Linked DNA regions of Mus musculus: region 2 is linked to region 1. Evidence: chromatin contacts called from ENCODE Hi-C or POLR2A ChIA-PET data. All regions are on one chromosome and are shown on one strand. Each heading gives the region's core, a stretch centred on a gene start or an enhancer-like site at or near the end of the contact. The rest is flanking DNA. Distances are from core to core; before and after follow the strand shown. Region 1 has its middle 14 kb from the start of Gm5082. Region 2 holds the start of Edn1 (endothelin 1).

Region 1 (4,404 bases), core at 1,006-3,505:
CTTAAGGGAAGGAAGCTGCCCTTTAGAAGCTTTGACCTTCTGATTAAAGTAATAATTAAGCCATTATGTCTGTTTGGAAGGTCTTTGGGCTGGCTCGTTAGCTTTCCAAATAAAAATCTTCAACTACAGACTCCATCCAGCCCAGAACATCACCACTGGGGTGTTCGAGATCAGCACTGGTCACAAACCGATTGGTTTCAATGTTAAACACTTCTCATAGTCAGCTGCTTCTGCCTTATATTAGATTTCAAGATGAAAGTTACTTCCAAACAGCTCCAGCTGCCCAAGGACTCTTTATTCACCTCAGATTTGGAAGGGAACCGCAAGATGAGTTGTGTTTATTGGGGATGGGGTGGGGGTGGGGTCATCTGAGCATGTGCTTTTCTGTAGCTATCCACAGAAGCACAGGGGTCCTGATAGAAGCCCATGTAATTGTGCATGAAAGGACTCTCTGGGTGTCTTGGAACCCTCATCTCTTTCTCCTCCATCCCACCATGACTGAAGTCTTTTTCATACCAGTATGTGGTGAGCTTTATCAGAAGGTTAGAGTATGGGAACTCCTGCCCCGAAAGGATGGACAGAGACAAACACAGGAGCTCCAGAAGTCGCCGGGGCCTCCGAAGGGCTCTTTGCAGCCGGCCTCTTTCAGCCGGCACTGTGGAGATGGGTACTTTCAGAAATGTCTGAGCATGGAGGGCTCTGACTTAGACAGAGGTTCATGCCTCTGTTTTGTTGCAGATGGTTCAAGTTCCTTTGTTTGTTCTGTGGAAATATAATTTTATTCTGTCTGAACCCCAGCCCATGGGACAGTGTCACTGACATCCAGAGCGACCTCGGGCCAATCATTTCTAGAAGCACTGTCGAGCCTGTGCATGCGCGCACACACAGCCAAAGGCATACCTCACTAATGGCCTGATTTGTTTCTTAATCCATTCATTTTGATGTTTGCTATCAGCTATCCTATGTTATAAACTTACTTCACAAAGGAGAAAGGGGAGGAAGGGACAAAAAATCAATAACAGCAGATATATTGCATGGGCACTGAAAATTATGAATGCAACTGGAAGAAAGCAGAACAGGAACGAAGGGTGCGGAGGGTGGTTTGTGACAGAAGAGGGAGCATCGCAATAGAAGCTTCAAGTGTAATTTTAATGAAGCAGGGAGAAGAGGAACAAGAGAGGGTTTTTATTTCTTGTCATGAAGAATTGATATCAGTCATGGACAAATGTAGGACATATATTCATATATATGTCCCATACCAATGTGTATATATACACACAAATCCATCATGCCAGTATCTGTAGGCTAATAATCTAAAGATATTTATGTATACAATAATAATATTATTTATTTTGTAATTAGATGCCTACATAATTATGTATGCTTTATGTGTGTGTGTATACATTTCATAATTTTAATAATGTCTCTAAAAGGAAGTATGTGCCCTCAGACATTTGAATATCTCATCCAAGTCAGGCGGCTACATGAGAAATGTCTAGATCCCCTCCTAACATGACTGAGAGTTACATCTCTCAGTCATGTGAGCCGTGGAAGTCTGTGCTTTTGACCTGTTACTTTGATCAGGATTCGTACTACTGCGGGTAGACTTTAGTTTGAGGTGAGAAGGTACCGGAAGCAGCGAGGGTTCCTGGGATGCGGCTGATACCTGAAGGAGGGGAGGCTGTTGGAGCAGGGCACAGCTAGCGCATCATGCTACATACACCACTCCCAATCTCAAACCCAAGTCAGAGCCCTGGTTTCTGTTGTCTCTGAAAGGTTTTAGTGCACAAATAAGCAAATAAGAGACAAGGAATGTCCAGTCATTGTTTGCAGAGTTTCTGGAATTTCGCGCATTGTTAGTTTAGCTGTTCAAGAAGGCTTTGCTTCGCTGTTTATCAAACAGCAGCAGGCTCGTGAATAACTTCCTCGGGTACTGGCCCACATTCTCTGTCCCCTTGGCGTCTCTTGCCCAGCAAGGCTCATTCAGGGCGTCTTCCCAACATCCTGTCTGGGAATGCGCAGTTTTTCTCTGCTTACTAAGCCCCAGTGGCCCTTATTGAAATGACCTCCTGCCCAGGAAGAGCTGCTCTGGCGCCTGGCTGGAAGCAACCGTGGTTTCTAGGAAGTCACACACACACACACACACACACACACACACACGAGCGAGCGTGCGTGCGTGCCCATGCTGGAAGTCGTGTTCAGAAAGGGCAGAATGTTCTTCCTAAGGAACTTTCCTGACCCAAGAACCAGCAGGTGTTACAGCAACAGCTAAAACAGGCCAAGTCAGGGGCAGGGCACACACTGGAAGCCAGCCAGAACCACAAGCAGCAGCCCTGGTGACTAAGGCAAGCTGAGGCGGCATGGGGATTTTCCATGGGCATAAGAGAACACCATGTGTGTGGTTGTGTGTGTCTGTGTGTATATGTGTGTTTGTATATGTGTATGGAGTATGTATGTGGAGTGAGTGTTTGTATGTGGACAGTGTAGAGTGTATTTGTGTATGTATGTGTGGAATGTGTGTGTATACATGGAGTGTGTAGTGTGTGTATGTGTATGTGTGTATAGTGTGTGTGCATGTTGTGTGTAGTATATGTATGAATTGTATATAGAGTATGTATGTGTGTGTGTAGTGTGTGTGCTTGGAGGGTGTAGTGTGTGTGTGTGTTTGTTTGGAGTATGTGTGTATGTGTGTGTGTAGTATGTGTGTGTGTGTGTGATCATAGGTGCATTCAAGTATAAAACTTACTGAGATATCTTCAAAGCCAGCAGCATTTAAGAAAAAAACTAACAGCAGAAATCCATCTCAAAAGAATGTTGCTTACCTTAGCTAAGCATGTTCTAAAGCTATTGTGATTCTTTTCTTTTTACACTTTAAAGCAGTGAGTTACCATCCCCCCTGTGTGAGTGTGTGAGTGTGTGTGTGTGGGTGGGGGGGTTGAATGACTGTTTCACAGAGGTGGCCTAACACCAATGAAAAACGATGCTACTCACATTGCAATTCATAACAGTAGCAACATTACAGTTATGAAGTAACGTGACTCTATGTTTGCCGTTGCCACACCGTGAGGCACTGGATCAAGGGTTGCGGCATCAGGAAGGTTGAGAACCACTGTTTTAACGGGTTACCAGTGAGAACAGGGAGACCGGAAGTCTCCAAACACCCTGTGTCTTAGTTTGGTTTGCTGTGACAAAACACCCTGAACAAAAGCAATATGGTGAGGAAAGGGTTTGTTTCAGCTGACAGGATAGAGTCCACCATCAAGAGAATGCAGGGCAGGAGCTCAAGGCAGAAGCCTGGAAGCAGACACCGAGGCAGAGGCCGGGGAGGGGTGCGCTTACCGGCTTGCTCCCATATGACTTGCTCAGAATTCTTTCTTACAGCACCCAGAACCACCTCTCCAGGGGTGGCACCACCTACAACAATCTAGGCTCTCCTCCAATCAATCATTAATCCAGAAAATGTCCCCGACAACATAAGACTACGTGACAGTCTTATGGAGGCATAAACTGAAGTTTCTTCTTCCTGGGCGACCTAGCTTGTAGCAAGCTGACAAAATCATCATTATCATTATCATCATCATCAAAGACAACTCCCTGAACATTAAAAAAAAATCTAAAGAGGTAGAATAGTAAACTTTTTAGCAATGACACTTTTGTAATTATTATGCTTAAGACATCCATCCTCTAAGGATTCCAAGGACCAAGAAACTGAGTGCCTTGCAGAATCATGATTCCAGCTTCCAGATGCTTAAGGTACTGTGACCTCTCTCATCAAAGCCAGTGTCACAGGTGTATGACATTGACACAGCCCTGGACTCAAAAGAGTTCCTAATCCGGTTTCACTTACAACTGTGGCCATCTTGAAGCCCTTAATAGTTTTATCTAACTTGAAGACTTTAGTATGACACAGGTGAGCTGAGTTATGACAGGAAATGCATCTTTTGGTCCTTGATGCTGGCTCACATTTAGAATTTGAGATGGCCCAAGAGCACAGATTCTACTGAAAGAAAATATGAGTGAAGGGTGACTAGGACTGAGTAAGGAAGGAAGGATGTTGATTTTGTCCCGTTTATGCCAGAACTTGTCTTGAATAAAGAATGAAGACCCTGACTGAGATTTTAAGAAACATGACTGGACACCCTATGTCCCTTCTGTCTAATCTTGCTTCCCTGACTTAGGCAAAGTGATGATACAAGTTAACAGGGAAAGAGAGAGAATGAGAGAGGGAGAGAGAGAGAGAGAGAGAGAGAGAGAGAGAGAGAGAGAGAGAGAGAGAGCTGCATACATGTTAAATACCTTTATGTTTGAATTTTTAAACCAACATTTTACAACATAAAGGTCAGCAATAAAACTCATCCCAGACATTTTTAGATTTAATTTTCTTTACTTAGAATGACATTAAGT
Region 2 (4,404 bases), core at 849-3,348, 640 kb after region 1:
CTTCTGAGTGTATGTTCAGAGTGGCACAGGTACACAAGAAGGGAGTGGGTAGTAGAAAAACACCTGGACAGTTCTCCTTTGCTTTCCTTCTCTCCCTGATGCTGTGGCCATCGCTATCTGCAGAGGTCCCTCAGCTGAAGGATGATGGCTCAGGCTAGACACTGGGGATGCCTTCCAGAACTGGGTTGGGCATTTCCGGGGTGGAGCTGAGGACAGGTTGGTCCTGACAGTTGCCAGTGTTTGGCCAAATTGGCCAGGAGGTCAGAAAGGGGTGTGGGGGGGAGGGGAGTACTTGTTTTCCCACTCACCTTTCTCTTGCTGGTGGGAAACTTGGGCTTTGGACCTTCCGGTGACATCAGCTCTCCTCTCCTCCAGGTCCCCTGAGGAGCTGGGGTGGGATGAGCTGGCTTCCTGTTGGGGCCCAGGTCTAGGGGCAGTTGTCACCTCCTGGCCCCCACCCTCAGGGGTTGGGCTGAGGTAAGCAAAGCAGAGGCAGAGGCTTACCAGTGGCCCTGGGCCTCGGGTGTGGGTGTGGGAGGGATGCTGGTTCCTGCTTCTTCAATGTCTCCAGCTCTTAGTCCAGAGTCTCCTAAGGGACAGAGTTCTTAGTGACCTAAAGCTGCTGCTGCTGCTGCTGCTGCTGCTGCTGTGTCTCCCCTACTGAGATTCCCAGAGAGGTCACTAGGCCTAAGCATGTCTCTGTCCACAGCGTGGGTATTGCTATCAAGTCTGCCTTTTGATTGTAGAGGTGAAGAAATAAATGGTTGCATGGACTGGATTGAGTCTATTTTGGCCTCTACTCCCAGGGAAAACTGAAGTCAAACAAGACGGGATGAAGAAGGGACCTTTGTGGTAGCATCCTAGGGAAACCACTCTGCGTGGATCCTGTGTGTTGTTTCCAGCTTATGGGCATTCCGGGAGCTTGTTGAAAAAAGCCAACGTGTTTTCTGTGTGTTTTGCTTTATTCATGAAGACATGTTGTCACTTGTGCCTTAATAACCCATGGACACCTGGGGGAGGGAGTCTTTCATGGTAAAATAGACAGGAAACTGTTTGGAAAATGTAAACACGTTATTAAAGGGTGAGGTATGATCTGATGCACATATTCAGCATCGGCAGTCCTTCCCTCCCCACACCCCCCTTGTAGCTTTCTAATCAAGCACAGACCGCAGGTTTGCCCGAGTAAAGAAGCAAAGTGATGTGGAGGAGACTCTGGAAAGTCGGGGAAGGGAATAATGGAATGCCCTGAAGCCACCTCTCTTTAGTATGTGAGGCGCCCCTTCTCTGCCTGGCCACAGCTTGTTACTAATCATTTAGAAGCCGAGGCTTTAGTTGTTTTATCTTATTAAAGCATAAGCCCCTGCAGCTCTCCATCTCCCCCTGGCGGTCGTCTCTGCCATTTCTCAAGATCCTTCGCGATAGCAGCAATTCCCAGGGAGAGGCTGGGCACAAGAAATATTGGAGGGCGAGTGTGTGTGTGTGTGTGTGTGTGTGTGTGTGTGTGTGTGTGTGTACGTGTACTTCTGATCGGCGATACTAGGGAGATAAGGATGTACCTGACAAAACCACATTGTTGTTGTTATCATTATTATTTAGTTTTCCTTCCTTGCTAACTCCTGACGGAATCTTTCTCACCTCAAATGCGAAGTACTTTAGTTTAGAAAAGACTTGGTGGAAGGGGTGGTGGTGGAAAAGTAGGGTGATCTTCCAAACTAATCTGGTTCCCCGCCCGCCCCAGTAGCTGGGATTCAAGAGCGAAGAGTGGGGATCGTCCCCTTGTTTGATCAGAAAGACATAAAAGGAAAATCAAGTGAACAATGATCAGCCCCACCTCCACCCCACCCCCCTGCGCGCGCACAATACAATCTATTTAATTGTACTTCATACTTTTCATTCCAATGGGGTGACTTTGCTTCTGGAGAAACTCTTGATTCTTGAACTCTGGGGCTGGCAGCTAGCAAAAGGGGAAGCGGGCTGCTGCTCTCTGCAGGTTCTGCAGCGGTCTCTGTCTAGTGGGTGTTTTCTTTTTCTTAGCCCTGCCCCTGGATTGTCAGACGGCGGGCGTCTGCCTCTGAAGTTAGCCGTGATTTCCTCTAGAGCCGGGTCTTATCTCTGGCTGCACGTTGCCTGTGGGTGACTAATCACACAATAACATTGTTTAGGGCTGGAATAAAGTCAGAGCTGTTTACCCCCACTCTATAGGGGTTCAATATAAAAAGGCGGCGGAGAACTGTCCGAGTCAGAAGCGTTCCTGCACCGGCGCTGAGAGCCTGACCCGGTCTGCTCCGCTGTCCTTGCGCGCTGCCTCCCGGCTGCCCGCGACGCTTTCGCCCCAGTGGAAGGGCCACTTGCTGAGGACCGCGCTGAGATCTAAAAAAAAAACAAAAAACAAAAAACAAAAAAACCCAGAGGCGATCAGAGCGACCAGACACCGTCCTCTTCGTTTTGCATTGAGTTCCATTTGCAACCGAGTTTTCTTTTTTTCCTTTTTCCCCACTCTTCTGACCCCTTTGCAGAATGGATTATTTTCCCGTGATCTTCTCTCTGCTGTTCGTGACTTTCCAAGGAGCTCCAGAAACAGGTAGGCGCCACTTGCGAATCTTTCTACTTCAGCGCAGCGCAGTTATCGCTTCTGTTTTCCACTTTTCTTTCTTTCTTTTCTTTCATTCTTTCCTTTTTATTTATTTTTTTAATTACTGAAGCTCCAGCAGCAAGTGCCTTACAATTAATTAACTTCTGTGTGAAGCGAAAGAAATAAAACCCCTGTTTGAATACAACTGACTACAACCGAGTATCGCATAGCTTCAAAATAACGTTGTAGCAGTACAGCTGAAGCAAAAATCTATTTTGAAATAAGTGTGTTTAGGGTTGCACGGTTCATTTAGGGGCTTATTCAAACGTTGTCTTGATAGTGCGCTAATGTGTAAAATATTGAAACACTCCAACTTAAAGCCAAGGAATTTTATTCGGGTCATGCAGGCACACCGTGAGCAGGGAAATCACCTGCCGATCAACCATGCGCTGAATAACCCCGCAGGCGGTTTCAGGGCGAAGCACATGCTTTCTTTAAAATTTGTCACTATTGACTTAAGGTTTCATTTGGCAGGTTTTTGGCATCTTCAAACACTGTGAGCTCTATTGCAGTTGTATTCACCTGTCCTGGGAGGGGAGCCGGGATCATTCCTGCCTGATTAAGGAATTAGACAGTACGGGCCACAGCTGGTTCTTTTCTCCTCCCATCCTGTTTTTTGAGGGTCAGTGCCCTCTTTTTGTCTTTTCATGACCCTAAGCAAAGAGAAAGGATGTCAAAAGGGTGAAAGCCCTGGAATGTGTCTGATCGTTTGGAATGAACAAAATCGAGCAGATAAACTGCGCGGCGATGCTGTGTTGGGCCAGAGGGAGGTGTCAAGTCCCACAGCAAGCTGTGCTGCCCAAAGATTCTGAATTCTGAACCCACGGGGTACTTTCCCTGGGTTCCCTGAGCAGCTGTACCTTCTCTTCCGTCAGTGGCAACTTGTCTCCCACCTGAAGTGAATATTGTAAAGTTAGTTTCTTTTCGGTGTCCAGGCATTTTCTGAAAGTTTTTGCTTTCTGTCTATTATAAAAAGGCACCCATATGCCACCTAGACTGGTCTGTGCCCCTACACACGCTGGAATGGGGTGGAAACCCCTAAAGAGTTTATCCTGAGTAGGGAACATGTCTCCATAGCCAGGAATAGGCAGTCTATATTATTTGCTGGTGGCCACCTGTCAGTTTAATCTATGGGAGTTGTGCCATTCTATGTCTCAGGTATGGACTCCCTCAAAATTCCACCAGACAGTATCTACTTCAAAGCGGCTTCAGAAGGCTGGGGAGTCCTTTCCTCTCTCTCTCTCTCTCTCTCTCTCTCTCTCTCTCTCTCTCTCTCTCTCTCTCTCTGTGTGTGTGTGTGTGTGTGTGTGTGTGTGATCTCCCTGCAGGTGGATAAGCCAGCCAGGGTAAGGGTGAAGTCCTGTTAGGCACGGAGAACAAAGGAAGCTCTTTTCTTTCTGTTTGTGTTTCTGGCTAAAGGCAGTTTTATGCCTTGTCTGCTTCTATTTGCGCTGCTAGATCTGACCTGAATACTAGGGTGCAGGTGCTTGCTCTGGACGCCTGAAGAAAGATATTACTACCAATCTGACCCTCTCTTCTCTTCACAGCTGTCTTGGGAGCCGAACTCAGCACCGGAGCTGAGAATGGAGTGCAGAGCCCCCCTCCCAGCACACCCTGGAGACCCCGCAGGTCCAAGCGCTGTTCCTGTTCTTCCTTGATGGACAAGGAGTGTGTCTACTTCTGCCACCTGGACATCATCTGGGTCAACACTCCCGAGTGAGTCTCTAGAGGGCATTGTAACCCTAGCCATCTCTTACTACTGGGGCTTTCTG

The links. Hi-C counts contacts between places; a loop is a spot of excess contacts on that map. ChIA-PET counts read pairs that join two places held with the same protein, here RNA polymerase II (POLR2A).
Region 2: POLR2A ChIA-PET joins it to region 1 with 99 read pairs in Patski. The contact joins the promoter of Edn1 here to the enhancer-like site in region 1. A Hi-C loop is called at or near these places in 1 of 37 maps with a recorded cell type or tissue (regulatory T cell). POLR2A ChIA-PET finds 5 or more read pairs at or near these places in 1 of 5 experiments (Patski).

Annotation. Positions count from the first base shown.
Region 1 is chr13:41,660,635-41,665,038 of GRCm38, forward strand. No RefSeq gene overlaps it. Among named protein-coding and RNA genes, the nearest start is that of Gm5082, 14 kb to the left of the region's middle. Within about 2 kb of position 2,256, at least 3 of the 3 ENCODE cell types and tissues checked have a DNase peak (open chromatin) inside an H3K27ac peak, as active enhancers do.
Region 2 is chr13:42,299,378-42,303,781 of GRCm38, forward strand. Edn1 (endothelin 1) reads left to right here and starts at 2,099. Exons shown (of 5, transcript NM_010104.4): 1 at 2,099-2,581; 2 at 4,180-4,348. The coding sequence starts at 2,518.